3 separate regions of the Homo sapiens genome follow, and all the other regions are linked to region 1. Evidence: chromatin contacts called from ENCODE Hi-C or POLR2A ChIA-PET data. All regions are on one chromosome and are shown on one strand. The core of a region is the stretch at or near the end of the contact, and the rest is flanking DNA. Distances in the headings are between cores, read along the strand shown.

Region 1 (2,927 bases), core at 219-2,718:
TAAAGGCTGCCAGATGGATGTCCCCTCTCCTGTACCACCCATCACTCAGCACTGTAGGAGGTGGAGCCTAACACACAATCCTTTACACATGGTAGATACCCACAGGACCAAGTGTGTGCAGAAAAGCACCAGTTCAGCACCAGAGGAGGATATCCATGGAGGATAACCTGAAGGGAAAGGCTAAATTCATGTTAAACAACAGAACAACCTGTGATGATGGACGCATCCTCTGTGCTGGGACATATGTACATGTGGAAACCACCAGCCAGGGGTGGCTAGTGAGCACAAGAAATGTGGCTTGTGACTGAGGACCTGAATTCGTAATTATATTTTAACTTAATTGATTTAAATTTGCACAGCCACATGTGGCCAGTGGCTTCCCAGCAGATACCGCCTGGGGACTCCAGGGCATCCACCTCAGCAGCTTCATGGTCCATGCGGATGCTCCGGTCTGGAGGCTGGAACCAAGCGGGGAGACTCCACAGGAGTCAGCAGGAAGTGAGATGAATAAAGGGCTAGCAGGCTTTTTTCAGTCCTTGTTCACAAATATGCATTTTATTTTGTAATTATTACCCACAGATTGCCATTAAACGTTATGTCCAGTAAGGACTTCCCTAGGTGAGTCTGACATCTTTTAAGCCAGCTTATTTTTTAATACTGTTATTCACCACATAATTTACAAATAGAGAAGAAAGGACCTTCATACACCTTAAGAAAAATGAAGTGTCAAATTACTACAGTCAGCCCTCCGTATCTGTGGGTTCCACTTCTTCAGATTCAACTAATCTTAGATAGAAAATTTGGGGGGAAAAAAAACAAAAAATAATACAAATTTAAAAATCGGTACAGTATAACAACTCCTTACATGGCATTTACATTGTATGAGGTATTACCAGCAATCTAGAGATGATCTTTTTGTATGTGGAAGGGCATGCATAGGTTATAAGCAAACACTATGCCCTTTTATATCAGAGACTTAGGCATTGAAGGATTTGGTATCTGCAGGGGGTCCTGGAACCAATCCCCCTCAGATACTCAGGGATGACTGTAATTTCAAAGCCATACTGAGAAAAAGTCACATGCAGGCTCTGTGACTTGTTTTTGGCCATGACCCTCTCCCCTCTGGCAATCCAGGCAAGTCTGTGGACTCCTTCCTGGAATAATATTTTTAGGCAAATAAAATTATGATTATAAAAGAAGGCAGATATGTATCAATATAACAACGTGTGTGTGTGTGTGTGTGTGTGTGTGTGTGTGTGTGAGAGAGAGAGAGAGAGAGAAAGAGAAAGAGAGAGAGAGAGAGAGAGGAGAAAGGAGAGAGAAATTAGTTCAGGACTGGTTACTGCTGTCATTTTGAAGTGGAGATCAGCATCTGTGGTGTTGTGAGGCAGCTGTAACAACTGAAATGTGCCATAGGGCCAGGCGCGGCGGCTCATGCCTGTAATCCTAGCACTTTGGGAGGCCGAGACGGGTGGATCACCTGAGGTAAGGAATTCGAGACCAGCTTGGCCAACATGGTGAAACCCCATCTCTACTAAAAATACAAAAAAAAAAAAAAATTAGCCGGGCGTGGTGGCACATGCCTGTAGTCCCAGCTACTTGGGAGGTTGAGGCAGGAGAATCGCTTGAACTCAGGAGAGGGAGGTTGCAGTGAGCCAAGATCGCACCACTGCACTCCAGCCTGGATGACAGAGCAAGACTCCGTCTCAAAAAAAAAAAAAAAAGAAGAAGAGAAAAAGAAATGTGCCATAAAAATACCTGTGATTTCTAATGATGACAAAGTCACAAGCAGTGCTAATATCACTGTGACCTGGTGACCTTCATACAGGAAGGAAATATTGAGTACAATTAGGAACTAATTTCACAGGCCCCCCCCAAATTTCGTCTGTGGATCCCAGATGAACTCCTGCCATTGGGCAAGAGAATTGGGAACATAGTTGTGCAAAAACTGCTACTCACTGTTTTATTCAGCGATTAGAATGGCTAGGAGCAAAAGAGGCAGATCTGGGCGTTCTGCATGATGCAATCTTTAGACTGCTTTAAATACCTTTAATGCATAATACACTTTAAAAATAGCCATCTTCAAAAACTGGGCTGTGCCAAGAGCTACAGAAAAAGGCAAACAAAAACTTTACCTCAGCAAATATGAAAGCTGAGAATCCCTCAAAAAGAAACTGAAATGCAAATTTCAATTCGACTTTTCTCACACAATAGTTCAGTTTTCAAAGAGAGGTCTGCCCTTGAGAGTGGGGAAGGCAGTGGAGTGGATCCTGGGTGCCCAGGAAACAAGACAGCGCCAGGAGCTCACTGCACCAAGATGACAAGCCAGGAAGGAGGGAACCCAGGTAAGGAGCCTGCAAAGCTACACAGGCCAGCGTGTGAGCCAAGTGTGGTTAGCGCTAGATCAGGGAACTTGGGGGACTGAATATTCTTTGCTGCTTTTACTGAGATTCCTGGAATCACTGGATCACCCATCTGTGCCCTAGAAAGCTGACTATGTTATATGTCTTTCTTTTTGTTTCCCTCAGATTTCAGTGAAGCTTCTTGAGGCGGAGAGGGGGTGGTGGCTATTCTAGCCTGACTTCCTGACTTTGATGCATGGGAGCAAAGAAGAAAAGAAATCACGATTTAGGGAAGGTGGGCCAGACAACAAGGAGTGGGGGATGGGGATAGTATCTGCTGGGGGTCAGCAATGGGGGCTGAAGGGAAAGAGCTCCAAGGAAAAGGCCAATTTCAGAAGGGACAGAATCTCACGAGCATTTACGCAGCCATCCGCTCCTATCTCACTTGGGGGAGTTTCTCTCAAAAGCTCTTCTCTCCTCAGAGAGCATTTAGCATTTCATCAAACCATGGAAATAGAGCTGGAATACACAGGAGTTCTTGAGTTTGCTCTTTAGGCCATCTGTCTATCTGTCCAACTATCCGTC
Region 2 (2,927 bases), core at 238-2,737, 400 kb before region 1:
GGTATTATATATAAGACCATTGTTAAAGATAGAAATGTCATTTGGCGCCTGACTGTATACTACTCCTCACCTCAGGGCTGTGCTGTTTCCCTCTACCACGAATGCTCTTCTTAAATACGGCTCACTTCATCTCCTTCTGATACCTGCTTAAATCTCATCTTCTCAAAATGGCCTTGTCTGACCAACTTATTAAAATAGTATCCCAACTACAAGTCACTGTTATTTTTTTCCTAGTTGTCCGTCTTCCCCCCAATAGAATATAAACTATAAAAGGAAGAGGCCTTTGTTTTATGCGCTGCTCTATCTCCAGACCCTAGAACAGTAGCAGGCTCTCATAAGAATATGCAGAACAAGATGTTGCACAAAGACAACACATATATATATGTCTCCAATTAAAACTTTTGTCACGGATAACAAAAAAAGCTAAGAAAACAGTTTGAAACCCTGCACGCTCTGCTACTTAGAATGAAATAACTATGCTTTAGAAGGAAATGTTTCATTTAAAAAAAATACACTAACAAATGTCTGGATTCCCTAAAGACAAACATTAATGCTAAGTGCATGCATGCTGCAATTCTGCTGGTACAAAATGCTCTGGTTTATCACAAAAGATCTTCACTAAGCCATTTTCCCAGGAACCACGAAATTCTAGCTAAAGATTCTTAAGGAAAAATAGAGGCAAAATTAACATATTAGTGATATATCGTGATTAGGAAACACACAATATTTCCTACTAGTTGAAACTTCATAGCACCAAGCAAGATAACCGGAAATCGGATCGGGAGTGTCTGCCTCACGGAGACACTGGGAGAGAAAAAGTCCTCAAAGAACTGCACCTCCTTTTCTTGGCGCCAGGCTGGCTACGAGGACTCAGTCCGGAGATGCAGCGGGGTGTGTGGGGTTTGGCAGGAAGAGGCCCGGACTGCGAGTTAGGGGTGTGCCCAGGCCACCTTCCTCTCCCACTGATTTTCTCTCAAGAGAAAACGGAAAGTTGCCTGCGCCTCCTACCCGCTCCCAAAAAGGCCGGGGGAGGGTTGCTGAGGGTAGACCCCTCCCCTTCGCCAAGGCAGGCCTCGGCCCCAGCAGCGCTCCCCAGTTTCCAGCTCACCCGGCTCCCGGTTGATCTCGATGTCGAAGTGGCACTGCGGCCGGTCCTGCGCCCCCATCGCGACCGAGGTGGCGGCAAGAGCTGGGAGAGAGGGGGAGAAAAGCGGTCAGGGCAGGGGCGAGGGCGGGGGCGAGGGCAGGGGCGAGGGCGGGGCTGAGACGAAGTCCGCGCCACGGTGCCTCACGCCGGCCCGTCGCGACAGCGCAGGAGGCCAAGACGAGGCCCCCTCCCGCCCCGGGCCTCGCGGCTCCCACGCAGCGCGCACGCATGCGGGCGAGCTCTTCACCTGGCTGGCCTCCAGCCTGAGCGGGTCCCCGTGAGCAGAAGAGAAAGCACTGCCACTGCAGCCAAACCCCAACGCCGCTAACGGAACGCCGTCTCCTCCCCCAGGCCGGGCCTCCCAATGCCACGCTAAACCCCGCGAGAGTCGGGACAAATACCGCGAGAGTACAGTCTAGATGGGGGTGGTCAACCGAAGGTGGCGGCAGCGGGGGCGTACGCACGGGGGCGTACGCACGGGGGCGTGTCTGGGGAGCTCTCGAGGAGCCTCCAGCCAGCGCTCCTATACCTGCGCGTTCCCTGTTTGCCCCCCCCTTTGAAGTCAGTCGCCCAATCTGAAAGCCGTGGATGCGCCTGCGCCCTCCATCTCGTCAGGTGTGGCTGTGAGCGCCGCGCATTTTCCGATACCGCGAGACTTCTCTGTTTCCGAGCGCTGTGAAGGAACTGAGTGAATTGAGGCTTTGAGTTTTCGTTAGCCAAGACGTTGTGTTGCTCTGTGTTCTTTTTGGCCGGGAGTGGTTATGTCCGTGTCCTACTGTTAGGTCTTTTAGGCTGAAGAATGCGTTCCTTCCCGCTTTGGCACCAGCGTCACTGGCACCGTTTTTGTCCTGTGCTTACTGACCATTCTGCATCTTTTGTGAAGTTTCAGTTCCAGTCTTCTGCCCGTTTTTAAATCTGGTCCTTCGTGTTTAACAGTTCTGGATACAAATGTTTTGTTAGATATATGTATGCTCTGAATGAAAATCTTTTGTTACATAAATGATTGCGAAGTCTTTTTCCCAATCTGGGCCTGTCGTTTCATTGTTTTGACGTTTTTGGCAAAGAAGTTTTTAATTCTGATTAAGTCAATTGGTCAGTTTTATATTTTAATGGTTTGTGCTTTTCCTGTGCTAGGAAATCTCTGCCTACCTCAAGTTCTTGAAGATATTCTGTGTTCTCATATATGTTTTACATAGTCTTTAACGTGTAAGTCTATGATATGATCTAATATCATTAATTTTTGCTTATGTTGTCAAGTAAGTGTCAACATTTTCCTATTGGGATATACAGTCGTTCCATTACCGTTTGTTGAAAAGACTCTTTTTTTTTTTTTTGAGACGGAGTCTCGCTCTGTCGCCCAGGCTGGAGTGCAGTGGCGGGATCTCGGCTCACTGCAAGCTCCGCCTCCCGGGTTCACGCCATTCTCCTGCCTCAGCCTCCCAAGTAGCTGGGACTACAGGCGCCCGCCACTACGCCCGGCTAATTTTTTGTATTTTTAGTAGAGACGGGGTTTCACCGTTTTAGCCGGGATGGTCTCGATCTCCTGACCTCGTGATCCGCCCGCCTCGGCCTCCCAAAGTGCTGGGATTACAGGCGTGAGCCACCGCGCCCGGCCTGAAAAGACTCTTATACATTGAATTACCTTCGCCTTGTGACCATATATGTGTGGGTCTGTTTCTGGATTTTTGTTCCAATGATCTGTGTCTGAGTACCACACTATTTTATAAGTTTTTTTTTTAAACTATAAAATACACATTACATGGGCGGGCGTGGTGGCTCA
Region 3 (2,927 bases), core at 312-2,811, 310 kb before region 1:
AAGAGTTTGAGTGGCTTGAACCTGGGGTTGGGAGGGCCAGATGGTGGTTGGAGAGGCCTGAAGGCTTCATGCAAGTTGTGCCAGAGCTGTGGCCTCTGGGACAGAGCTTGGTAAGATTTTGAGTGCTCAGGAGGTGGGTCTCATGGCTGTCATGGGTGGAGGTGAGGCTCCTGCCAATTGTCAGAGGTCCGCTCCTAGGACAGGCAATGAGCTTCCCATTCCCAGGGTGCTCAAGACATCCGCTAGATGGAAACACAGAGATACCTGCTCTGGTGGAGGTGATGGTAAGGGAAGTGACCATGGGAGAGAATGAACTAGATAATCAAGATTCCTCACCCTCCCCCAGCCAACTTGGAGTGGGCATTTAAGGCCCTGCCTAAGCAGCAACTCTAGATTACTCAAAGTCTGGGGTAGGGAGAAAATCAACCTTTGTCTAGGTCTAACTGGTGGGAGACAGATGTGGCTCTTGTGTCTCTGGACCTCGCTTTGCCCATCTGTAAAATGGGCTTCAGTAGACTCAATGAGTGCTGAGGTCTCCCCTGTTCTAGAGTGAGATGATCCATGCATCTCCTGCCTCAATCAGCATCTGCCTCCCAGCCCAGGTAAGCCATCCACAGGAACACATATCACACCCACACATGGGGCACACGAGTACACATGTATCAAGGGCATACACATACCCACGTTGAGAGGAAGCAGAAGTGGGAGGAAGAGGGAGGCCACTGCTTGTTGGCATTGGCTCCCTGCTCAGCTCTCTCCATGTACAGGCCTGGCCCCTCCTGTTAACCACCACCCTTAGCCCCTCACTGCCCACCAGCTTCCACCTTGGGGTCTGGTACCTTTTTGCTTTGCTCAGTGGGAGGGCACACGGAGGGATGTGCCTGTCACTCACCTGATCCCAAGAACCCCTTCTCAAGTCCTGGGGCCCCCAGCACTGGTTCTGATGCTGACAGCCCACAGGCACCTCCAGACGGTCACAGCACACAAGAACGGCCCCTCACATCCTCCCTCTCACCTACGGTGTACCAAACCTTCCATCTCAATCGGCCGCAGTACCTGACTCTGCACCCACTGGCCGCCCCACCCCGCTGCGCACCCACAACCACGACAAGGAAGGCAAGTCTGGGGCCCACTCTTCCCCGCTGCCCCTCCACTGATGCTGTGCCTGCTCCGGGCTGCGCTGGGAGGGACTGGGCACGACCAATATCCCAGCCCTCGCGTCTAGGTTCGGTCTGGAGCGGTGGGAGGAGGCGAGTCGAGATGCTTGATGTCCCCTATTCCTCTTACACAGACACGCGCACAGACGGCCCGGCTCCCGCCATCCCCCACCTCCCCCGCCCTCCGCAACCCCCAGGCTGCCGGGACTCTGGGCGGCCGGGCGAACACTCACCGCCGGCCCAAGGGCCCAGGCGAGGGCGCCTGCCAGCACGCATAGCCAGCGGGCGGGCAGCGGACTTGGCGGGCGCATGGTCTGCCCTGAGCCCGCGGCGGGCGGCCCCGCGCGGGCAAAGAGCTGGCGGGCGGCGCACCAGGCGGGCGATGGCCGGGAGCCTGGCAGAGTGGCGCTGGCGCTGTGGCCCCAGAGCTAAGAGGCGCAGCTCAGGGCTGGGGGCGGGCCCCGGGGGCTCGTCTGACGGGCGGCGGATCTAGCCAATGGATGGGTGGAGGCGGGGCCGCCGCGCAGGTATGGGGCGGGGCTGGGGAGCCCCTGCCAGTGAGGAAGCTCTGCTCTCTCTTTGCCAATCCCACACCTTGGTCTTCCGTCGTGAGACATTTATAGGCCTTCGCCCCTCCGGGCTCATCACCCGGGAATCTCGAGACCCGAACACATTCCATCCTTCCATGCTTAGCTCACGACCTTCGCAAGCTCCCACCTCTGTATCCACCCTCAGCCCCATCCCAGGGCGCTCCTCATGTCTACCCTCGGAGCCACCTCCTCCAGGAGGCCTCCCCGCCAGCCTCCCCATTTCCCACCTGTGCGTCTCCGAGGGTTCGTGCGCGCAAATCCGATTACGAGACAGGAAGTGCCACTTATCTTCCCAGGCTGCGAGCTGGGGCCCAGCAAGTGTCCAGGCGCTGACAGAGATCGGGTTGTTTGATCAATTTTCAACAACCCCAATTCATCCTTCGCGCCGAAGAAGCCAGGCGAGAGGAAGCGAGGGCTCGAAAGAGGCCCGACTCTGGGTTCCTTGGTGTTCCCTGCTCCCGGGTGACCTGGTGGGGCGCGCTCAGCACCTGTTGGGTGCCCTGGCCCTTCAAGCCTCGGGAGACCTGCTCCAGGGAGGATGAGGTGTCCGCACCCTCGCGGGTCTCGTCCAGGGCACCTCCCCAGGGAGGCTGGGCTGAAGTGCCAGCGCCCTCGCGTGGGGAGCGAGGTCTGCTCCCAGCCCGCAGGCCGACTCCGCAGCTGACCTAAAACGATCCACAGACGTCGTCCTCCTCCTGCATTCCCTATTTTACAGCTGGGGATACTGGGGTCCAGAGAGGGGCCAGGACCCTGGCCGCCTGCCTTTGGTGCTGAGCTTCCAAGGGGCGGCTGCTCGGCCGCTGGGTGACACCGGGTCAGCCCCTTTTCTCGTTTATTCGTCCCTGGCATGGGGAGCGGGGTCACCAGCTCTGCGCCCTGGGAGCGCGTCTTCTTGTGGACCAAGCGCAGGTGGCTGCTAGCCCTCTTTCTACGGGCTCGAGCCTGCACAATCGAGGCTGGAGATGTGGTCGCGGCGGCAGGATAGAGTGGCTGGCGGAGCCGTGTGACAGAAGGAGAGGCGGAGTTCAGTGGAGAGGCGGAGAGGGCAGCGGGTCCCAGAGCCCTGAGCAGAATGTGCGGCTACCTGAAGGAGGTCCCGCGCTAGGCTTTGGCTGAACAGCAGGCGCGCAGGAGCTCCCTGAGGACCCACCAGGGCTTCCCTCCCTACAGAGAGGGAACG

The links. A loop is a pair of places that touch in the nucleus more often than their neighbours do. ChIA-PET counts read pairs that join two places held with the same protein, here RNA polymerase II (POLR2A). Pooled maps may share reads with other maps.
Region 2: a loop to region 1 is called in a pooled map, with 4 times the contacts of the local background. The contact joins the promoter of NKTR here to the enhancer-like site in region 1. A Hi-C loop is called at or near these places in 2 of 50 pooled maps. POLR2A ChIA-PET finds 5 or more read pairs at or near these places in 3 of 52 experiments (GM12878, activated CD4-positive, alpha-beta T cell and activated T-cell).
Region 3: a loop to region 1 is called in a pooled map, with 2.3 times the contacts of the local background. The contact joins the promoter of VIPR1 here to the enhancer-like site in region 1. A Hi-C loop is called at or near these places in 3 of 37 single-sample maps with no recorded cell type and 5 of 50 pooled maps. POLR2A ChIA-PET finds 5 or more read pairs at or near these places in 2 of 52 experiments (K562 and activated CD4-positive, alpha-beta T cell).

What each region holds. Positions count from the first base shown.
Region 1 is chr3:42,195,337-42,198,263 of GRCh38, reverse strand. All of the region lies in intron 10 of TRAK1 (trafficking kinesin protein 1), which reads right to left. Among named protein-coding and RNA genes, the nearest start is that of CCK, 69 kb to the left of the region's middle. RefSeq lists enhancers at 1,997-2,126, 2,207-2,316. Within about 2 kb of position 1,468, at least 3 of the 41 ENCODE cell types and tissues checked have a DNase peak (open chromatin) inside an H3K27ac peak, as active enhancers do; they include GM12878, where a contact is called at or near this core.
Region 2 is chr3:42,599,246-42,602,172 of GRCh38, reverse strand. NKTR (natural killer cell triggering receptor) reads right to left here and starts at 1,487. Exons shown (of 17, transcript NM_005385.4): 1 at 1,395-1,487; 2 at 1,109-1,189. The coding sequence starts at 1,166. It also overlaps a transcript of SEC22C not described here. RefSeq lists a silencer at 1,184-1,393.
Region 3 is chr3:42,501,277-42,504,203 of GRCh38, reverse strand. VIPR1 (vasoactive intestinal peptide receptor 1) reads right to left here and starts at 1,561. Exons shown (of 13, transcript NM_004624.4): 1 at 1,391-1,561. The coding sequence starts at 1,468. RefSeq lists silencers at 1,303-1,802, 1,863-1,962 and an enhancer at 2,490-2,927.